Regions from separate parts of the Homo sapiens genome. Here region 1 is linked to region 2. The links are chromatin loops, found by intact Hi-C in ENCODE. Cell type or tissue: thyroid gland. All regions are shown on one strand. Links, peaks and the distances in the headings refer to the core of each region. The heading gives the core; the rest is flanking DNA.

Evidence for each region. Peaks named below come from ENCODE experiments on the same cell type or tissue, not always from the same donor. Only the 100,000 strongest peaks of a DNase experiment are listed, where the experiment ranks them.
Region 1: it touches region 2 in a loop (5-fold over the local background); 96 of 110 quality-filtered maps call a loop at or near these places.

The regions. Positions count from the first base shown.
Region 1 is chr5:179,161,686-179,173,186 of GRCh38, reverse strand. The region is part of intron 5 of ADAMTS2 (ADAM metallopeptidase with thrombospondin type 1 motif 2); the gene reads left to right. Among named protein-coding and RNA genes, the nearest start is that of ZNF354C, 110 kb to the right of the region's middle. RefSeq lists a silencer at 5,775-5,984 and an enhancer at 5,598-6,099. In thyroid gland, for the core only: a CTCF peak has its summit at 5,911 (motif pointing left); no DNase peak of the experiment used is centred there.
Region 2 is chr5:179,489,581-179,501,081 of GRCh38, reverse strand. It overlaps LOC124901224 (U4 spliceosomal RNA), which reads left to right and starts at 8,925; the gene lies at 8,925-9,067. RefSeq lists enhancers at 621-1,121, 4,914-4,963. In thyroid gland, for the core only: a CTCF peak has its summit at 6,847 (motif pointing right); no DNase peak of the experiment used is centred there.

The sequences.
Region 1 (11,501 bases), core at 2,402-10,401, 330 kb after region 2:
AGACTAGAGTGGAGTGGTGTGATCATAACTCACTGCAGCCTCCATCTCTTGGGCTCAAGGGATCCTCTCATCTCGGCCTCCCAAGTAGCTTGGACTACAGGCACGCACCACCACACTCGACTAATTTTTTTTTCTTTTTTTTTTTGTAGAGACAGGGTCTCACTCTGTTGCCCAGGCTGGTCTTGAACTCCCAGGCTCAAATGATTCTCCTGCCTCTGCCTCCCATAGCACTGGGATTACAGGTGTGAGCAGCTGAGCCTGGACCAGCATGTTTCTTTTATAAACAAAACACTGCATTTTAAATTTGTGAAATTTAAATTTTTTAAATGATTTTTTAAAAAATCATTTAAAAATGGTAGGATCCAAATGATGCCGTTTGACTGAATTCAGCACTCTGGAGAAAGGTCTCCGGTGGCATGCCACAGGGCTCTGTCACGCTCAGTCCTTTATTTCTGATTTCAATGAAGACATCAAAGAGAATTCATGCTTTCCCTTGGCACGTCATCTCTGCAGTGGGCTGGGGAGGAGTAATGAGGTTTCTGTGTTCCACCCTATGGGCGCTAGCTCACGCTTCCTGTGGCTGGGGCAGGGGGTCCACCTGCAGCGGGTCCACCTGAAGGAAATGGGAAATCTTGGAGTGAGGACGCAGGCTGCCATAGGTACGTGGTCTCCCCTGCATGAGAAGCCCACGCCCCTGGGTTAGCAGGCACCACCCTCCTGGCCAGGGCCTCCTTGGCCCCTGCCCCTCATGCGCCTTGCCTGCAGAAGTTCTGCTTTGCTGGGACCCCCACCCCTCATGCACCTGCAGAAGCTCTGCTTCACTGGGGCCATGCTGGGGCCCCACTTCCACTTTTGGCAGAGTTGGGAATGGGGCAGTGGGCAGGGGACCGGTTGTCAGGTGCAGCCTGCTCTTCCCAGGGACAACATGGGGACATGTGCAGGCCCTGGGGGTGCTGAGATCCATAGCCAGCAAACCAGGGCAGCTCATGCCTGTGGTGGGCACCGGGCAACTTCTGCGACCCAGGTACAAAGAGAACAGAGAGGACATAGGTGAACTGAGGCTGGCCTTGCTTCCGCCTCCTGCTGGGAAGGGGCTTGAGAACTGATGGTGGTGAGGGATTGGAAGACAGAACCGGAAGCTGGACGCACGCTTCCAGAGCTAACTCCAGATGGAACCAGCTTACCCCCGGCCCCGAGGGCTCAGTGGACCCGCAGCTGAGGAGGCAGGGGAGAGGCAGTGCTGGGTTGTGAGGGGTGTGGGACCCAGGACACCCCAGTGCCTGTTCCCAGGCCCCTCAGCCTAGCTTGGAGGACAACACACAGCCGGTCCCTCTGTCAGACCCCGGGAATTCAGGGATGATTGGCCTCCTGGAATGTTCTGGAACATTCCAGCATTCTGGGCCTTTTTTTCTGCTCCTAACTCATGCCTGCCCAGAGTGGGGCTCAGCAAAGCTCACCCCATACTCTGCCCACCTTTTTCTGCCTGGCCCTACCCCGCCTTCCTCCTAGAAGCCTCCCAGATCAAGCACAGGAGGCAGTGATGGGGGTAGGGGACGCCAGTGCCCATGGGGTCCGCTCCATCCCGGGGATCTCCTGAGTTGATCAGCTGAGTGTAGACTGCCAGAAGAGCCGGGCCTGCCCGCTGCTGTGCCCTTCTCTGGGGGGTTCTGGGCTGTGAGAGGGGAAGTGAGCCGAGGCTATGAGTCCTCGTTGCTTTAGGTTGGACCTACTGCAAAAGTGCAGGAAATAGTAGAGCAGAGGAGGTGGCACTGCTAGGGGCTGGGCTGAAGGCTTGGGGTAGAGGGCACAGCGGCTAGGAAAATGGGTTCTGGTCATGGGCCCTGGCTGACTTAGCGAATGTGCTGTGGGCCACAGGGCTTGGGAGCAGCGTCTGTGGGACCGGAGGAGCCATCTGCCATCCCCAGGTGGCCAGGGGAGAGGCCATCCTGGGAGCAGCAGTACACAGTGCACCTCAATGCCAAAGACCTGGCTGTTTTCTTTTTCCTATTTCAAACCCATCACAGACCAATACTTCCGTACCATACGTTATAAATGAATTACTGGGAAAAGCAAATGTGACAAAAACCGAGGTATCCAAAAACTCTAGGTCTGGATTTTTATTATTAAATTCTGTGGACATAAACTCAACCCGTCCAATTGCTATAAAAGTTTCTAGTTTCTGTACTTATCTCACTGTGGACTGGAACAGTTTGTGTCCACCAGGCACAGACTTCACTTTGCATAGCACTGGGGGAGGCCCTGTTTTCAGGTCTCTGAGGTGTCTGATGAACGTGGGAGGAGATGTATCCTTGTGCCCCCAAAGCATCCGGCCAGCCCAGAGCCTCTGGCTTCCCGAGCAGCTGCTGTTTAATCCCAGGGAGGTGCATGAACGAGGAGGGGAGAGGAGCCCTGTGTCCAGGCAGTAGCAGCAGACAAGACAGCGACAGAGTGGTGAGCACCGGCAAGGAATACAGCAGGGTGGCAGGCAATAGGGGACCATGGATGGAGCAGCCAGGATGGGGACTTCCCAGCCAAGATCTGGGGGCAAAAGGCCTAGCTCCTGTGTCCAAGGGAACAGACCCCTTTTGCTCACAGAGAAGCACAGCCAGGGATTCTCGATGGGGCTCTGGGGACAAAGTTTGGCACATGGTGGGGATGAATTCTGATGAGCTGCTCTTCAAGGAACCACAGGCTTCCCGTCAAGGAATGAGGCCCCCGTCTCTAGAAGAATTTTAGCATGGCAAAACCAAGGCGATGGCAGTCAGGAGGGGGCTGAGCTGTCCCCCCCACGGTGGGGACAGACTCTGGGGGATGTGAGACCATGACCCAGACTTGGGCAGAAAGTGGCCCAGATACTCGGTTCCTGTTATTCATCCCAAATTGTGACAGAAATAGACCAGCTCCCCACCTGCCGCTCCCCCATTGCCTGTCCCCCAGGCCTCACCAGGCTCCAGTGGGGATAAAATTGGTAGCACTTGTTTGAGTGACATGTTTGTCTTCTAGCTTATGAGAAGCCTCTGAGTTATCTCAAGTTTTTCCTAAAACAACATTTTTCTCCATTTCTTAAAAAAAAGCAGAAGAAAAGAGATGATCTTATTTTATACAATATACCACCAGCCAGGGAGCAGAGCATCGGCAACACTTGAGGTTGCATAGCAACTGGCTTTTCAATTGATTTTTTGAGAAGGTACCAAAGCTACTCAACTGTTCTCATTTTAAATATTTCCTAGGATGATGAAAATCAAAGCAAATGGAAATCAGAGACTTGGGGAGCATCAGAGAAGGACATAAAGTGTCTTGTTATAAAAAACCAGGTCAAGACAAAGTGTGGAATGCTTGCTGGAATTTTTCAGCATTGGAGGTGAAAGGTCTGAGAAATTCTGCATGTGAGTCTCTTAGTGGAAAGCACGAGAAGAGAGGTGCTGGGGGTGGGGGCTTGGTGTGCCCACCCACCCACCTATAGGGTAGAGGATTTAGAGTGGCCCAGCCATGGTGCAGGAAGGCCAGGAAGTGAAGGTCTGGGGAGGATATATCAAGGGCCCTGGGGATCTGGGACAGGGGATGAGGTGGGAAACACACCCCATGCCTCACCCCAGGGACAGCCCCCTGTCCTCCTGAGCATCTGGGTCCCAACCCCCAACCTGATAGGGGTGCAAGGCATGATGGCCCACCCACATCATCCTCCATCCACCTCCTCACCCAGACCTACCTGGGTCCAGAGAACTAGGAGGCACTAAGGCTGGACACTGCCCTTGGGAGGTGCCTTAGTCTGTTTGGGCTGCAATAACAGAAATACCTTAGACTGAGTAATTTATAACCAATGGAATTGTGTTACTCACTGTTCTGGGGGCTGGGAAGTCCAAGAGCAGGACGCCAGCAGAACTGATGTGTCGTAAGGACCCATTCCTCCTAGAGGGCACCTTCTAGCTGTGCCCTCGCATGATGGAAGGGTGAACAGGCTCCCTCAGGCTTCTTTTGTAAGGGTGCTAATCTCATTTATGGAGACTCCACCCTCATGACCTAATGACCTCTCAAAGACCACACTTCCTAATACCATAACATTGGTTCTCAGCTTTCAACCTTTCAAATGTGGGGGACACAACATTCAGATTCTAGCAGGAGGCCCCTCTTCTGCCTCCCCACAGGCCTGCACTGGCTCATGCCTGGGAAGGCTCAAGTTGAGAATCCTGTTCTGGCAGCTTGGCTCTCTCTGGGAATAGCTTCCCAGGCTTTGGGGAAGATGGCTGGAAACAAAATGCTGGAACGATATGGGAGTTCTGGCAGAGAAATGAGGTGCACGCCTCCTGCCCCAGCTCTCGTGGTTCTCTGTCGTGATGAGATTTGATCTGTAAGCCCTGCCTGGAACAAGAGACCTCCAGCCTTGGGGGAGCCCACTTTGCACTCAGCTGGGGGGCACGGTAGAACATGTGCTCACAGAGCAGGGATGGTGGGACCTTGTCCCTGCCATTCATTCTGGCTTTGTCCATACTCGTGGGACCTTTGGTGAGCAATTTAACATCATGGGGCCTTAGTTTCCCCCATAAGAGGAGGTCTGTGAAACCCCAGCACACAACAGGAATGACGACAATCATAAAGGCGTTCGTGCAAGTGACTGTTTGTAGAGCTTCTTCTGGGACAGGCACCGTCTGAAGCCCTTTATGTGACTTTATGCCCTCACCCCCACAGCAACCCTGTGGAGTAGGCGCTGTGATCATCCCCATTTGACAGTGAGGACCCTGGCTCCAGGGGGCGAGCGGCCTGCCCGGGGCCACACGCTGGTGGAGCCACTCTGCTCTGGGAGGAGGGGCTGGACTCTGTGATCCCGGCTGGTCAGGAGCACCAGCTTCAGGCTCCTTGTCCTGGTCCCCTGAGGGTCAGTTGCTCCCAACCAAGAGTGACTTTGCCACCCCTCCCCCCACCCGGGGGACATTTGGCAGTGTCTGGAGAGACTTTTGGTTGTCACGACTAGGGGGAGGGTTCCACTGGGTTCTGGCAAGGAGTGCCCAGGGGTGTGCTCAACATCCTGCCATGAACAGGGTGCCCGCCTCACCCAACAGGAATTATCTGGCCCCAAATATCTGGAGTGCTGAGGTTGAGAAATGTGGTCTGCTCACCAGAACCCAACCTCCCTGCTGTCCTATCCTGCACCTGTTTAGGAGGCTGGTCTGAGGCAGGAGGGCCCCTCTGGGATGGGGACGGTTGAGAAGCTTTGCTGAAGCCGCATCCCCTTGGGGGCATGAGCCAGCCCCAGCGGGTAGGCCAGTCCCCAGGGACTGGTGTTATACTCCATCAGTATCAACAGCACGGCAGAGACAAGGACAAGGGACATTTGTGGGCGCTGACTGCACCCTGCCTGAACTGTCATGGGCGGAAGCCCCCCAGCTCCAAGCTCGGAGCTGCAGTTGTGCCCATTTTGCAGGTGGGGACAAGTAAGGTAACTTGCCCAAGAACAGAGCAGATGAGATATTTCGGCCGGGCCTAGAGCTGCCCAGGTGACCTCACCTGCCACCTGCAGTGGACTTGGTGAGCCTCGGTCGCGTGGCGGCCTGCGGGGCTGGCTGAGTGCGCCTTGCCCAGCAGGCAGAGCCTCCTGGCGGGGCGGGCGCGGTTCCAGCGGAGGCGGCCTCCAGGCTGCTGATCCCCATCCCGGTTTCCTCCCACGTCTCCTTGACTGAAGGAGGGAAGAGCATAGATAATTCAGCTCCTTCCAGAGCAAACAATGGAAATGTCGGAGAGCAACGATTGGAACAGAACTTTTTGCTCAGGTCATAATTGATGTATTTAGGGTGAGGCCCAGAGGCTGTCTTGGGGCCGCTGGGGCCCCGGGAGCCCGGGTGCGGCCGCGGAGTCTGGGCGCCGGGTGCGTCCCCGGCCCGGGCCGCTGTTCTCGCGGCAGCAGCGCCACCTGGTGGCCGCTCGGGCCCGGCCCTTCCTCTGCCCGCCCCGCGCGGGGGGCAGCACCCCGACCTCTTTCCGGCTGTGGGACTCAGGCGAGTCCTTTCAGTTGTCTGAGACGCAGTTCGTCATCCGGAAGGTAGGAAAATGAAGTGGAAGCGAGGTGTCGTGTGCCAAGCCTGAGCCTAGCGGGGCGCTCCTTGCGGACGGTGACTTCCTGCTGGGGTCAGCATCTGCCGGGGCGGCCCTTTGGGCTCACTTCCCCAGGCCTCCCGAGAACGTCCCCGCAGCCGGCGCCTCCCTCCCTGCCCAGCCTGGCTCCTGAGGGTGCTCGTGTTCATTCCTTCATCACTGAGCGCCCAGCAGCCGGGGTCCTCTGGCCGCGTTCGCTGCCTCATCCTGGCATGGAGAGCAGAAGCCGGGATTGCTCCGTGAAGGGAGGAGTGGGGCTACTGAGGGCAGGCGTGGGCCAGGGCTGGGGCACAGACTCGGGCCCAGCAACCACCCGGCCCTCAAGGAGCTTAGGCTTTAGTGACTCAGAGGCCAGCGACAGCAACAGGCACATCCCCAGTAGGTGCCCCATCTGGCAGGTGACCGATCGCACGCAGGAGGAGGGACCCGGCGGGCAGCTCAGAGCCAGGGTCCCGCGGCCAGGATGGGGCTGGGACTTGGAGCTGGACGCAGCCTACTCGTCCACCCAAGGCCCACGGGCCCCCTAAGCTCCTGGCTGTTCCCTGAGGCCCGTGGGGTTACCCAGACCCCTGCAGGCTGGGCCTGAGGTTCAGGGGCCCGCAGTGTTTCCTCACCCTTGCCCTGGCCAAGCCTCCTGACAGCCCTGGGGAGCATTCAGCAAAGTGACCTTCTGACCCAAGGTGAGGGCCATCAAGCTCTTGCCTCCCTAAGGCCCTCAGATCTGCCCTCTCCACCTCATGGTGGGATCCCTGGGTCTTTCAGGCATGTCCTCAGACCCTTTCCAGCCCGGGCCAGGGGAGCCAAACAGGCTGAACCCGGAGGAAACACCATCCTTCTTGGGACCAGGCTCCCGGTGCTGCTGTGGGAGGGCCCCAGGGGCCTGGACGAGTGTCTGCCTCCTGCATCTGGGCAGCTCTGTGAACCAGCATAGCAAGGAGGGTCTCCATGTGGACATAGGTGGGCACTCATGATGGCCAAGGAGGACCCTGCACTCTGGAAGAGCCAGCCTGGTCCAGGGCCCCAGAGCACTCGGGCAGTGGAGCCCAGTTGGGAGCCCATGTCTGCAGTGGTCGATGTCACCTCCAAACAGGGGTGGCAGAGCCCTCCATGAGGGGTGACGACTGTCCTGGGGCCCCTGTAGAGGATCCGATCAGCCTCTTGGAAGCTCATCTGTTCCCGTGCTCTGAGCTAGGGTCAGCCCACTCAGGACTCCTCCTGCATCCTGGGCTGGATGGGCCCCTGGACTTCATCCACAGCCCTACTGCAGGCTTCTCCCGCCTGGCTCTTCTGGGGCCCTAGGCTGGACCTGGGAGTTCTGGGAGCTGCTGCCGCTGTGAAGAGTCTGCCCTCAGAGGCCCTGCCTCACTCAGGAGGTGGACCCTGCAGCTACCATGCAGCCCCAGGGCCTCGAAATGTCCATCCCCGGTCATACAGCACCATCTACCGCCCCCTGCTCTGGAGGCTGGGTGCCCGCGGCTGCCCCTGGGAGGGACTGGCTGCCCTGTAAAGTCCCTGGCTGGTCCTGCAGCCACCCCCTTTGCAGAGCCCAGGGTGCTACGGCTCACTCCTGGTCCCCCCCTCAGCACAGCTAGGAACAGGTGGAGTCACACAGACAGACTTTCCTAGAGGAGCCGTGCAGAGCCGAGCAGGCAGCTGGAAGTCAGGTGCATTCAGGACTGGGAGGGACGTAGATGACCAGGGCGAGCTGGTGAAAGACTCCTCAGTGGAAACAAGCAGTGCAGCCTCCCTCACTTCTGGAGGAGATCCATATATGAGAAATGTGTCTTCTTCTCGCTCAGGGGAAGCACAGTTCCCAGGCTTGATACATAGCAAGGGCACAGGATGGTGGGGGCTGGGGTGCCCCAGGCAGCAGGGACCCATCTGGCCTCCTGCATGCAGGCCAGGTGGCAGAGGAGCAAAGGAGGTCGCATCCCAGCAGGTGGTCCCGCTGGAGCCCAAGTGACCCACAGGGGAGTTCACTGCATGTCAGGACAGTATCCTTGGCTGGAGGTCTCAGCGGAGAGACCTGAGCTTGGCTCTTCCCTTGGGTTCCGACTGCCTCCAGTAGCGAGGGCCTTGCCCTGTCCACGGCCAGCCCAGACTTCCCTCCTGGGCCGCAGACCTGTCCAGCTGCCCCGATGTCTCTGCCTGGACATCAGTTTCTTTCTGTGAGGAGTCCTTAGAGGCATGCAGAACCCAAGGCTGCCTGTAGCTCTCATGGAGTGGGAGGAGTGGGTGGAGGAAAGGGGGCTCTGGGGTGCATGAGCCTGAGTTTGCGGATGGTTGTTTTGGGTGCTGCCACCAGGCAAACCCACTTCAGCCAGTTTTCAGTCCTTTCGAACCTGTGCTCCATGGGCCTAACATGGGTCCCAGCTACGGCTTGGGACTGATCACCCACAAGGGCTGCACCCCCAGAAGTGGGAGAGCTCCCAAAGCAAAACAGCCCAGCTCTTCCCAACGAGCAAGCTGGCCAGGAAAGACATTGCCGTGACCATGTTTCCTGCACTGCGGACCCCACGCTCTTCCTCTGGCACTTGCCGTCCCCTTCCCGCGCCGCCTCTTCTGCCTTGCTACCAATCCCCAAAGCCAGACACTGGTGCCGTCTCTGCCTCATTGCTCCCGCCCTGCAGCCCTGATGCCTCTCAGCTCCTGCCACCAGGTCCTGACCCTCCTGACGTGGCACCAGCCACACCTGCATGCATCTCAGTGCCACACTGTCCCCTTCTATCCCCACTCCTTCCTCACTGACCCAAAGGGCTGTTTTAAGAATGCACACAGACCTTGCCCTGGCCTCTGGGCACAAGGTCAATGTCTGGGCCTCATGGGTACCCCATAGCCCTTGAATGCTCCAGACCCAGCAAGGACAAGATCTCTGCCCCTGGGCTCCTCTGTGCCCGTCAGAGATAGGCTGGGACCTTGGAGATGTTGGGACGTTGGCAGAGAGAGAGAGGAAGCACAAGCAGCTCTGTGGCTTGTCAGTTAAGCTCCCAGTGGCAGGTTGAGTCCTGGGGTGCCCGGACACTGAGGTAACCCTCTCCTCTACTTCTTGGGGTACCCCCTGCTGGGACCCAGGCTCCCAGGGTCTAGCACACTCTCATGTCTCCTGAAGTCCTGCCTCCCAGGGCTCCCCTGGCCCCAGTGCAGCTTCCCCTCCCTGTGCCCATGCACCCCAGCCCTCCCCTCTGCCCCCTCCTCAGGGAGTCTCCTCAGAACCCCAAAGCCAGAAGGGGGTCATAGACCCCTTTAGCTCTGGACCCTGCAGCACAACCTCCTTGGGGTTGGAGAACGAAAGTGGCAGGCTGCCTTCTTGGACTGGGCCGAGAACAAAGCGAGGCAAGAACAAAAACACAAATCAATATTTCAATAAATTGTCTTGCCGCAGCAGCAAGATCACTTTGGCTGCTAAGACGGGCTGGGAACCCAGGCTGAACCACAGAAGCCAGCATCTGGGAGGAGAGAGGTGATCGGCCAGAGTGGATCCAGTCTGCAGGACGTGGAGAAGGGGCTGCCCACTGCAGGGCTCTTATTCCAGGGTTCTGGAATAAAGTGGTGACGGGGAGGATGCGTTGTTTTGTCTGCATAACTGATTTCAATTTGAGCCAGTGTTTACTATTAGGTAGGTGTCTGTAGAATCCAGATTTCACGATTGACCTGAGAAATCTGATCCAGCAGCTCTGGGCCTCTGTTCCTGCCAGCACTGGGCGGATGTTGCTCCCTTCAGCTGTGCCTGGGCACCTGGGTTTGCCACAGTCCTCGCCACTCCTTATCACCGACCCCCACTCTATTCTAATAGGGAAATATTCCTCTGTACCCTTTCTCCTTCAAAACTGGGAAAACACAAGATGGACTTACTTTTCGTGCAACCAGCCTGCCTCATTGACTTGTCACCTGCCTTGCTCCTGTAGGCGCTTGGGTTTCTAGCATCCTCCCGGTACTCCCCACAAGCCCACACACTAGGATAGCGGACCTCCCTGCACACCCCCAGCCTGCCTCAGCCTGGCTCCTCCCGCAGCTCTGTCCTACACACTAGCCTCATTCCTGCCTCTGGTCCTGATATTGGGGCATGTCTTTCTGGCTGGACTCTTGACTCCTCCTCAAAGACTTGGCCAGGGCCCTTCTCCCACTGAGAAGCATATAAACTGCCCCCAGAACATATCAGCTGCCCCCAGATCAGACGCCATCTTTCATGGGCCAGCGAGTGTCCTGACTGGGGTCCCTGTGGTCCCCCAAAGGAGGAAGCACGTGGCTCAGATTCTCTTCGCTGCAAGTGACAAGAGCACAACTCAGAATTGGCTTTCACAAGGAGAGGAACTTCTTCAGGCATAAATGACACCCGTCAGTGGCAGGCAGCCTTCGTGATGGCCGCCAGTGACCCAGTCTCTTAATGTCCATGCCCTGCGGTAGGCGGGACTGAGATTCTATCAAAAGCAGACTGTGGCTTCTGTAGGGGAGGTGCCTTCTCTTGTTGTCTCTTGGGTCCCTCGAGCAGGGGCGACCGTGTGGGGTAAAGCTGACATGGGTGACGGCCCCAGGAGGGGCCCATACGGTATGGTGTGCAACAGCTCAGCTGGGGCCCGCCGTGACCACCTGAATGAGCCTGGGAGCTGACCCGCCTCCGGTACAGCCTTCAGATGAGACTGCAGCCCCAGTCTTAGCTCGACAGTGGTCTCATCCTCCTTTAATCCTTGGTGGGGGGTCTCCTGTAGTGCAGGGGGGCTCCAGCCGCTGCAGGCCCCCCACCTCACACCTTGCCTACTCCTTGGCCCGCTTTGGTTGTATGTTCACCCTGATCCTTCATGGTGGCCAGGAAGGCGTGGTGCTGGGATTGGCCAGGCCTGCCTGCCCCTGAAGCCTGGGGTCTGACTCAGATTAAAGGAGGGGAAGTTTCACGAAAGGGAAACAAGGGCAGGCAGAAGTCACCGCAACCCACCAGGGCATCGGAAGGGACCGTCCCACTACATGGGGCTTAGGACCCTGAGGGCAGGTGAGTTCATCTTGGACAGGACTCCCTTGACACTGATGCTGGGAGACGTGCCCTGGAGGAAGCAAGGCCCCTTTCCCTGGAGCCCAGCAAGGCTACCGAGCTGTGCTGGGTGTCCTGGATGGAGACACTCACACTGCAGCAGGGGCCCTGCCACCACCCTAGCAAAAGCGCTTATTAGTGACCTTTGTGCTGACCCTCTGATTTGGATTTGGACTGGCAATTTTTAAAAAATGTATGTTAAAAAGTCATTCTTGTTTGGTTTTTGATTTTGCTCTTACTGTTATTTTTAATTGGCATGTAATAATTGTACATATTTCTGGGGTAGGGTGTGATATTTAGACACGTGTATGCAATGTGTAATGATTACATCAGGGTAATTAGCATATCTGTCACCTCAAACATTATCATTTCTTTGTGTTGGGAACATTCA
Region 2 (11,501 bases), core at 2,013-10,012:
AAGAAACCATAAACATCAGTTCTATGGGGCAATTGGGCCGGTTTCACTTCTCTCCGATAACGAACACATTGAAGAATGTTCATCATAACTTTATTCCTAATAGTCAAAACCCCAAACACTCATCAGTAAATGAGTAAGTGAACTGTGGCCTGTGCATCTGAAGGAGAACTACACACACACAGCAGAGAACAATCTCAGCAGCGTGGTGACGCTCACGCTGGGTAAAAGAGGCCAGACACAAAAGGGGATGTACCGAAAGATTCCTTTTATATAAAGGACAAGAGTAGGCAAAACTGTTATGTGGAAATGAGAACAATGGTTACCTCCTAGGGCAGAGGAGCGTACAGACCAGGAAGGCAGAGGAGGGGCTGTCTTGAAATGCACCTGGGACTTTGTTTTCCTCAGCTCTGGTCAGATGACAGCCTGGGAGACACTGCCTTTGAATGAAGAGTTGATGACTTTCCAGCATGGGGAAGCACCAGGTCAGTCCCGAGGCAGAAGGAGCAAGGGGAGGGCCCAGGCTGGGCCTTCACTGGGGTCTCTGTGGGAAGGAATAGATGAGGGTGGAGGTGAGCTTGAGCAAGCTTCGGGTGGCCCCGTTTGCCTAATGTTGGCAGGCCCGGAGCTATGGCATGGTCCCTAGTCATCCAGTACCATGCTCTGGAGTGAGATGGGGCAGGGAGAATATTTCCTGGGTGTGTGAGTTAGATAAAGGGTGTGGTGGGGGCAGGGGCTTCTGACTGCTGGTTTGCATAGGGAGGTATGTGCTGTCTCCAGAACTAGCCAGCCCTGGGAGGGGCAGTCCCTTCCCCGCCAGCAAAGCCTCCTGCGATGCCAAAGCGCCATAGAACACAGAAACCAGAAAGCGTGGTTAATCCAGGAGCCACACGAGGACTGATGCCTTCCATATCGGTGTCCTGTATGTGCTCTGCCGTATTCTACCTCCTCTTTTTAAAATGCAAATAGAGAATCCAATCTGAAGAAATAATGCAAAGAAACTCTTTTTGTTGTTGTTTGTTTGAGACAGTCTCGCTCGGTCGCCCAGGCTCTAGTGCAATGGTGCGATCTCGGCTCACTGCAACCTCTGTCTCCTGGGTTCAAGCGATTCTTCTGCCTCAGCCTCCCGAGTACCTGGGACTACAGGCACGTGCCACCACGCCTGGCTAATTTTTGTATTTTTAGTAGAGATGGGGTTTCACCATTTTGGTCAGGCTGGTCTCAAACTCCTGACTTTGTGATCTGCCCGCCTCGGCCTCTCAAAGTGCTGGGATTACAGGCGTGAGTCACCACGTCCGACCGCAAAGGAACTCCTTAGCGCTCCTCAACCACCTCCCTGCCCCTCGCTGTCTTTCTTTCTTTTTTTTTTTTTTTTTTGAGAGGAAGTCTCGCTCTGTCGCCCAGGCTGGAGTGCAGTGGCACCATCTTGGCTCTCTGCAAGCTCCGCCTCCCAGGATCACGCCATTCTCCTGCCTCAGCCTCCCTAGTAGCTAGGACTACAGGCGCCCACCACCAAGCCTGGCTAATTTTTTGTATTTTTAGTAGAGACGGGGTTTCACTGTGTTAGCCAGGATGGTCTCCATCTCCTGACCTCGTCCACCCGCCTTGGTCTCCCAAAGTGCTGGGATTACAGGCGTGAGTCACTGCGCTCGGCCTCGCTGTCTTTCTGGTATCAGCATCCGCCTCCTCCTCCCTCCCAGACTCCAGGCCCTGGGCTCCAGGCACGGTCCATCCCTGTGGCCTCAAGGCACTGGGCACATCCATGCCAGTTTTAGTCTCTGTAACTACACAGCCATGCAGCTGTGAGCTGAGAATTTAACACACTGTCCCTTTCAGTGTCTGTTTCTCCTTCACTTTCCTGTAGCAAAGCAAAAAGGAGGGAAAATGCATCCCAGGTGCCGCCAGCTGCCACTGTTTTTCTTTGTGTGGTGTGTGTGACAGAGTCTTACTTTGTTGCCCAGCCTGGAGTAAAGTGGAGTGATCCCGGCTCGCTGCAACCTCCGCCTCCTGGGTTCAAGCAATTCTCCTGCCTCAGCCTCCTGAGTAGCTGGGATTACAGGCACATGCCACTACATCTGGCTAATTTTTGTATTTTGAGTAGAGACGGGATTTCACCTTGTTGGCCAGGCTGGTGTCGAACTCCTGACCTCAAGTCATCCACCTGCCTCAGCCTCCCAAAGTGTTGAGATTACAGGTGTGAGCCACTGTGCCTGCCCTGCTGCCATGCTTTCAAGCCACTGTTAGGCTTTTCCACATCCCCCAGCATGCACCCACTCTCCCGGGATGGTTAGGGGGCTCCATCACCATTTTCTGGAAACTGCCTCTAGTCAGAGGTTGCCTGGGGCTCTCCACACAATCATGGAGACGTAGAGGACACAGCCTGATGCTAGACTGCACAGGACCCTCTTCCGCCAGATTCCCTGGACACCTCCATCCCCTCTTCTAGCAATCATGTCAGTGCACGGTAGCGCCTGTGTCCTAAGGTTCCCATGCCACAAGGCTTGAACCCTTCACCCCTGTCTCCCGAGGCCAGGATCAAGCCTGCTTGGCCCAGGGGAGGGGGCGATAAATGTCATGGTTGGAAGCATCAGGTGGGAGAGGGCTTAGTGTGGGGTCGTCAGAGTGACACTGAGAGGCTAAGACACACTGTCTGACACAGCCCAGCCAGGCGCTGCCCACAGCTGAGTTTCCAAAGGACACGTTCTGTGTCACCATATTCCAGGATTCAAATCCTTCCAGCCTGGGACAAGTTCCACGGGGTGCCATGAGGCTGCCCCAATTTGATTTTGAAATGTACAGTGAAATGCCTACCTTGGTGGTGGCCAAGGCAGGGTGGGCCCAGATGCCCCTGCTGATGGACACACAGGCACGACACCCACAGTTCAGGGAGCCCGCTCCAGCCTGCCGTGGAGCCCTGGGCCAGGTCGTGAGCCATGAGCCTGCTCGGGACAGTCCTTCCCGATCCTGGAAGGGAGCGGCCCAATTATAACGGCTCCCTCGAGGCTCTCAGTGGAGCCGAGCCCAGAGAGGAGGCCTGCACTGCCAGATGGGCAAACTCATTAGGACTGTGGCATTTTTTATGCAAACGAAGGCAAATACATCCATGGGAGAAATGTAAACAGCAGACACGCACAAGAGCACGGACTTCACCGGGTTTCAAGAGGAGAGGGAGCTGGGACAGGAGGCCAGGAGAGATCCCCACCCCCAGCACTGCCCTGCAGTGGCCTAGCCCAGGCCTTCTGGATCTGCCTACCTGGGATGCCCAAGAGGGAAACTGAGGCCCCACGAGCCCTGCACGTGGGCGGAGCCTGGCCTGACCTGTAGCTCCTTGGGAGGCTGAGGGAGAAGCATTGCTTGAGGCCAGGAGTTTGAGACCAGCCTGGACAACACAGTTAAACCCCATCTGTACAAAACACTAAAAAATTAACCAGGCATGGTGGCGCATGCCTGTGGTCCCAGCTATTCAGGAAGCTGAGATGGGAGGATCACTTGAGCCCATGACTTAGAGGTTATGGTGAGCTGTGATCGTGCCACTGCACTCTAGCCTGGGCAACAGGGTAAGATCCTGTCTTTTAAAATAAATAACATACAATAATATAAAATAAATAAAAATTATAATAAAAATGACTGTAGCGAGAACTCTTAAGGAGAGTCAAGAAGATATTGCAAAGAAACAATATGAAAAAACCAATCTCTTTAAGGGTTCTTCTCATTACAGTTTTTTTTTTTCTGATTCTGTCTTGTTTCTTCACTGGCCAACCCCGCTCTGATGCTTAGCTTGGGTCCCTGCCGCTCAAGCTACTATGTCCTTCCCATCAGTGCTGCTCAGTGTAGTCTTGGACCCATGGCATTCTGGCATCCCCTGGGTGCCTGTTGGAAATGCAGATTCTTAGGCCCTGCCCCAGACCTCCTGACTCAAATCTCTGAGGTGGAGCCCAGGACTGCATATGTTCCAGCTCCCCAGGGGATTCTGTTGAGACCCGGCCTCTATTCTCGGTGGCCTGGCTTTTCCTGCTTCTGTTGGGGGTGAGGCCCCTCCAGACTGAGCTGGTCAGGATCTAGGCTCTTGGCAGCCTGCATGAGGCAGGAGGCAAGTCCCTCTCTCGGGGAAGGCAGTGGCAGGTAAGCAATGGCAGGTGAGTCGGCCAACAAGGCCCTTGCCACTGAGCTGTCCTATGGAGAAGCCCCGTGCCTTTTTCTCAGGGCGCTCTGCGGGTGTGCCTGGGGTCGGACTGAGCCCCAGCAATCTCCCTGCATGTCAGTTACTGCTCTTACTTTCACTGTGGTCCCCGTGGGCTTTTTCAAGGCTCTGTCCTGGCCCAGGGAAAGGTGGACCATGAGACCTCACAGCCAGAAAGAAGCAGCAGCCAACTGAGTTTCCGAATGGATTTGAAGAGCTCACAGCAGAGGAGATACCAGTTTGAAAATCAAGATGTGTTTGATTTGCTTTGGCCATCAAGAGACACATCCTGAAGGACTCTGTCTCAACATTTTTCTACATAAAAAAAGAGTGGGGAAGAATGCAGGTTGGTGGGAGCTGGGAGATAAGGTCCACAGGCCAGGAGAGGGCCCCCAGGCTGGGTCGTGTGAGGCAGTGTCCATCTGAGAAGGAAAGTCTGCTGGCTGCAGGGTCCCAGCACCCAGGAGCTAGAGGAGAGGGGGTGGGAGGGAGAGCAGCTACGTGTCCCTGGGTTTCTTGAGCGAGGACTGATAAACCCCAGGGGCACGTGTAGCTGCCACAAAAGCATGCACCTCGAGTGCTTCCCCCTCCTAGCTGGCGGGAGAGGAAGGGACCAGGATGGAGGCGAGCTTGGCAAAGTCTTTCTGGAATCAGCATCCTCCTCCTCCTCCTTCCCAGACTCCGGGCCCCAGGCTCCAAGCACAGTCCATCCCTGCGGAGGACTTCCGTGGATGCTGGTGGGCACAGATGCCAGCCCATCATGTGCTACTCAGGCAGATGCTAGGGAGCCAGGGGCCAGTCATCGTTCTCCCTGATGCCAGGGCACCACTCTGAGGAAAGGGAGAGAAGGACAGGTTGGTCTAAATCCACCTGCAGGATCTGAGTGACCGTACATGGGGCTGGGGGCTGAAATTTTCTGAGAGGGACTGGATTACATTTTCAGAAATTGGAATCAGAAATTAAAACTGTGTTATGAAAAATAATGAGTTACATTTTGCACATGTGATGTTTGAGCCGGATAATTTGTGTTTGCCGCCTTTATACTTGAATGTGAAAGCACCTTGCACAGCACTTGGCATAAAGTCAGTGCCCAGTGATTACTAGTGAATGCCTTCCTAACTGTGTACATGGCCTGAATGCACACGAACACACGATGGAAACAGTCAGGGAGTGGAGAGGGTGTCCTGCTGATTACTAGTGAATGCCTTCCTAACTGTGCGTGGTCTGAATGCACACAAACACAAGATGGAAACAGTCAGGGAGCGGAGATGGTGCCCCGCTGATGCTGTCCTATTATTTTTATTCAGAAGTCTGTTTGCCTTTTTACACATTTTTGATCCTACCATATAAACGATTTTTATAACATTCATGTTATGTTACATTCACATTTATTGCTAATTTTTATAACATTAGTACAAGATGATTGAATTCCTCCTTGGTCAGAAGACCCACGTCTGAATCCTGGATCCACTACTTGTTAGTTGAAGCAAGCAACTGTGCCTCTCAGTCTGTGAAAAGGAGGCAATGCCTAGCTCAGGAGGCTGACAGGATGAAGTCGGAGAGGAATGAATGGAAGTCTCTTGGGACTCAGGCCTGCCTGATACTTTCTGGGCAGCTTAAAATATGTTTTCTGAATGTTAAGGGAAGCACAGAGCAGGCATGCATGCAGATGGGGGTGAAATATTACTTCCATTCTTCCATGTGTGAGTCCTAAACACACACCACCTCCCCCACACACAAACAGACCTACAACACATGCCACACGTAACACAGGCACAGGCACACGCACACGCACCGCAGCAACACACACTGCACGCACACACAACACAGACTGTAACACATACACACGTATACCACCTACCACACTACACAAGGCCCCACATTCACATGATACACATGTACCACATGCACATATATGACCCGCATCACCAACAAACACACGTGCATCATGTGTACACATACACATCATAGGTACACATCACATGCACACATGGCCCACAGGAACACACACATATGCCACATACTGCATGCATGCACATCCACAACACACGCAATACAGGCACATACAAGCCATATGTAGACACTGCGTGCACACACATTTACACCACACTACATGCACACACCATATTCACACATACTTGCACACACACCACTGATACACATACTTCCACACATGTCCGCAGCCTGCATGCACAAACCATATTATGCACACACACCCCATATACTATTAGGTTGGTGCAAAAGTAATCGCAGCTTTTGCCATTACTTTCAATAGCAAAAACTGCGATTACTTTTTTTTTTTGAGACACAGTCTTACTCTGTCGCCCAGGCTGGAGTGCAATGGGGTGATCTCAGCTCACCGCAGCCTCTGCCTCTGGGGTTCAAGTGATTCTCCTGCCTCAGCCTCCCCAGTAGCTGGGATTACAGGTGTGCGCCACCACTCCTGGCTAATTTTTGTATTTTTAGTAGAGACGGGGTTTCACCATGTTGGCCAGGCTGGTCTTGAACTCCTGACCTCAGGTGATCTGCACACCTCGGCTTCCCAAAGTGCTGGGATTACAGGCGTGAGCCACCATGCCCAGACAAAAACCGTGATTACTTTTGCACCAACCTGATACGTGTGCACAGACAAGTTCGGTAAGCAGGCATTGCAATAATTAAAGATGACACGAGGTGGCACCATGACACTTTTACTCAGAAATTTTATTTGCCTATTTTTATACAGTTGTGATTATACTCTATATTAGTAGTTCTCAAAGTGTAGCCAAAACTATTTTCATAATAATGGTAAGATGTGATTTGCCTTTTTTCATTCTTATTCTCCCATGAGTATACAGTGGAATTTTCCAGAGATGCTGTGATGTGTGACATTGTAACAGATTGAAGGCAAAAGCAGATCTGAGAATCAGCTCAGACATCTACCTAGAGATTTGCCAGCGGCAATGCAACTCACTAATTTTGCAGAAGATATTGTTGCTTTCCATACAAAATTATTTATTGTTAACATACAACAATGGGTTTGTTGTTTTTAATTTAAAAAATTGAGCAATTTGAATTCTTTTTAAAGCTTATTTTTAATTGAAAATGAAATTATTTAACGTGTACAACATGATGTTTTGAAATATGTAGACACTGTGGAATCATTACTATTTTAAAATAAGTAAATATTTCAAAACCTCCTCAAATTTAATCTGTATTACAGTAAAATTGATAGATGCAATTCACGTAAAGTTCCTTAGGGTCCACAGGAGATTTTCAGAGTATAAAGCTATCCTGAGAAAGAATATTTAACAATCACTCTTCTATATGTAATCACATGTCCACAAATACTTTTGAGGTTAATCATTTATTTTAAATTTATAAGGAACCAACAAGAACAAAGAAAAGGAAAACACTTGTAATCCTATTGCATGGGGACAAGAGACAATCACGACTGACATTTGCCAGGTTTTCTCCTAGTTGTGTTTCAGAGCATCTGTTTCCAGGTTAGTGTGTTCTGAATACAGGCTCTGTGTCCTACGCTCTGAATATGAGCCCCGCGTCCTAGCCTCTGGGTATAAGCCTTGTGTCCTAGGTTCTGGGTATAAGCCCCGGGTCCTAGGTTCTGCATATAAACCTTGTGTCCTAGGCTCTGGGTATAAGCCTTGCTTCCTAGGCCCTGGGTATAAGCCTAGGGTCCTAGACTCTGGGTATAAGCCCCGGGTTCTAGGCTCTGGGTGTAAGCCCCGCCTCCTAGGCTCTAGGTGTAAGGCCTGGGTCCTAGGCTCTGGGTAGAAGCCCCGGGTCCTAGGCTCTGGATACAAGCCTTGTGTCCTAGGCTCTGGGTATAAACCTTCTGTCCTAGGTTCTGGGTATAAGCCTTGTGTCCTATTCTCTGGTTCTCAGCCCCTTGTCCTAGGCTCTGGGTATAAATCTTGTGTCCTAGACCTTGGGTTAAACCCCATGTCCTAGGCTCCGGGTATAAGCCCTGTGTCCTTTCTGCATATAAGCCTTGTGTTTCCTAGGCTCTGGGTATAAGCCCCATGTCCTAGGCTTTGAGTATAAGCCCCATGTCCTAGGCTCTGGGTATAAACCTTGTGTCCTAGGCTCTGAGTATAAGCCCCACGTCCTTTCTGGGTATAAGCCTTGTGTCCTAGGCTCTGGGTATAAGCCCCATGTCCTAATCCCTGGGTATAAGCCCCGGGTTCTAGGCCCTGAATATAAGTTCTGTGTCCTTTCTGGTTATAAGCCTTGTGTCCTAGTCTCTGGGTATAAGCCCCATGTCCTAGGCCCTGGTTATAAGCCCCGAGTTCCAGGCCCTGGGTGTAAGTTCTGTGTTCTTTCTAGGTATTAGCCTTGTGTCCTAGGCCCTGGGCATAAACCTGTGTCCTAGGCCCTGGGTATATGCCCCAGGTTTTAGGCCGTGGGTATAAGCCCCAAGTCCTAGGCTCTGGATAGAAGCCCTGGGTTCTTGGTCCTGGGTATGAGCCCCATATCCTAGGTCACCAACCAGATTGAGAGCCCAGTCAAAGTTCTTTCTCATGGTGTGTCTAGGACGTCAGAAAACCTAGAGATGTGGCCGGACTCTGAGCCCCCTGAAAAGGGTTCCCAGACCTTTTGTGAGAGGGAGGCTTTGTCTGCCCAGAGCCCACCTAGTCTTGGAGTCTTGGAAGGCTGCCCGGCACCTCAGGTAGGCCTGTTTGCACCTCAGCCTCACCCTGGTCTGGGTATCCACTCCATACAGACATGTTTTTAAAAATTGAGGAATAGCTTTGTGCAGTGGCAGTATCATAGCCAATGAGGTTTATCCGAGGCGTGATTATTGCTAATTGAAAAATTGAGGAATAGTTTAGTAAAACACACAGATCTTAAATATATAATTCAATGGCTTTTTACAAATATCTATCTGTAGCCAACACCCCAATCAAGGCAGAAAACATTGCCACCATTGTAGAAAATTCCCCCCAATCCCTTTACAGTCTACTCAACTTCCCTTGTCCCCTAATCCCCAAGCAGCCACTATTCTGATTTGCATTCCAGAAAAGTAGTTTTTCTGGATTTTTTTTTAACTGACTTTCGCTCTTGTCGCCCAGGCTCGAGTGCAGTGGCGCAATCCTGACTCACTGCAACTTCCACCTCCTAGGTTCAATCAATTCTCCTGCCTCAGCCTCCCAAGTAGCTGGGATTAGAGGCGTGCACCACCACGCCTGACTAATTTTTGTATTTTTAGTAGAGACGGGGTTTCACCATGTTGACCAGGCTGGTCTTGAACTTCTGACCTCGGGTAATCCGCCCACCTCTGCCTCCCAAAGTGCTGGGATTACAGGTGTGAGCCACCGTGCCCAGCCTGGTTTTGAATTTAATAAATCTGTATGACATCCTTTGTATGGCTCCTTCAGTTCAAAACACTGTGTTTTTGTTGTTGTTGTTGTAGAGATGGAGTCTTGATCCATTGCCCAGCCTGCTTTCAAACTCCTGGGCTCAAGCAATCCTCTGCTCTTGGCCTCCCAAGTGTTGGGACTGCAGGTGTGAGTCATCGCACCAGCCAGAGTCCAATCGTGTCTCTAGTGAGAGCAGCCACTTTAATATAAAGGCTCAGGAATTCCTCCTCATGTTTGCTGCAGTGGCACTTGCCCTCTGAGTATCAGTTAGCTATTGTCACACTTATGCTGTGTAACAAACCATCCCCACATCTCAGTGGCAAACAGTAATAATCATTTATTTCTTACTCATGAGTTTGTGGGTTGGCTGGGCAGCTCTGCTCCACATGCCTCTCATCCTCTTCCTGGGACCAGCAGGGGCAGTTTCGTCTCTGGCTGATGGCAGGGCCCTGAGAGACGGCACATCTAACCCCACAAACACATTTCCAGTTTTGCTGTGTCATGCCTGCTGGCATCCCTTTGGCCAAGCCCAAAGTCAAGGGGTGGGAAAGGGAGGCTATGGCGAGGGTGTGAGTGTGGGTGAAAAACTGGGGCGGGTCATTCAATCTATGTTACCAGTTTCCTGACAATGTAAGTTAAGAGAAAGAGCTTTGTGGCTGACGCCTGTAATTCCAGCACTTTGGGAGGCCGAGGTGGGCAGATCACAAGGTCAGGAGATGGAGACCATCCTGGCTAACACGGTGAAGCCCTGTCTCTACTAAAAATACAAAAAATTAGCCAGGCGTGGTGGCGGGCACCTGTAGACCCAGCTACTCGGGAGGCTGAGGCAGGAGAATGGCGTGAACCCGGGAGGCGGAGCTTGCAGTGAGCTGAGATCATGCCACTACACTCCAGCCTGGGCGACAGAGCGAGATTCTGTCTCAAAAAAAAAAAAAAAAGGTAAAACTGGTTTGGTTTGCTAGTCCAATTATTTAGTGAATCAGTCCAGTTTATTAGAAATCCCAATGAGGTTGTTTTCAGAAGTGAGACAGGTCTGACCGGATCATTTGCAGAAAGCTCTGTTCTTGCTTTGGGACAGTCCTGCCCGCACTGGGAATGTGAATTTAATCGCCGTTCTCTCGCCGCTGCTCCTGCCCGCCTGGGACCAATTCCCTACCACACTGAGCTCATTGGAGACTTTAGTTTCATATTTTTAAGACCAGTTTAGTGCATCATCTCTGTCTTTATTTCTCCCTCCAGCACTTACTGTAGTTGATCTCTTTTATTTTCTTAGATTCTTTGGGGGGAGTTTATAGGTGGGATGAACCCATATATGCATGAAAATGTCTTTATTTTGCACCCCCAATTTAAGGCTAGATTGGCTGGGTCTTGGATCCTAGATTACGAATAGTTTTTTCTTTGGAATGTTAGAGAAATTGCTCTACTATCTTTTAGGATTCGGGATTGATGATAAGTCTTGATGTCAAGCTGACTTTCATTCTATTGTGACAACCTATTCTCTCGGTCAGAAAACTATGAGGATTTTCCTTTTTTCCTTGGTATTCCAAAATTTTGCTGCAATGTGCCTAGATTTCTAAAATTCCACTTTACTTTTTTTTTTTTTTTGAGATGGAGTCTTGCTTTGTCATCCAAGCTAGAGTGCAGTGGGGTGATCTCAGATCACTGCAACCTCCGCCTCCTGGCTTCAAGTGATTCTCCTGCCTCAGCCTCCCAAGTAGCTGGGATTACAGGTGCGCCACCATGCCAGGCTAATTCTTGTATTTTTAGTAGATAAGGGGTTTTGCCATGTTGGCCAGGCTGGTCTTGAACTCCTAGCCTCAAGTGACTGTCTCAGCCTCCCGCTTTATTTAATTAATTTATTTTGAGACGGAGTCTCTCTCTGTTGCCCAGGCTGGAGTGCAGTGGTGCAATCTCGGCTCACTGCAAGCTCTGCCTCCTGGGTTCACGCCATTCTCTTGCCTCAG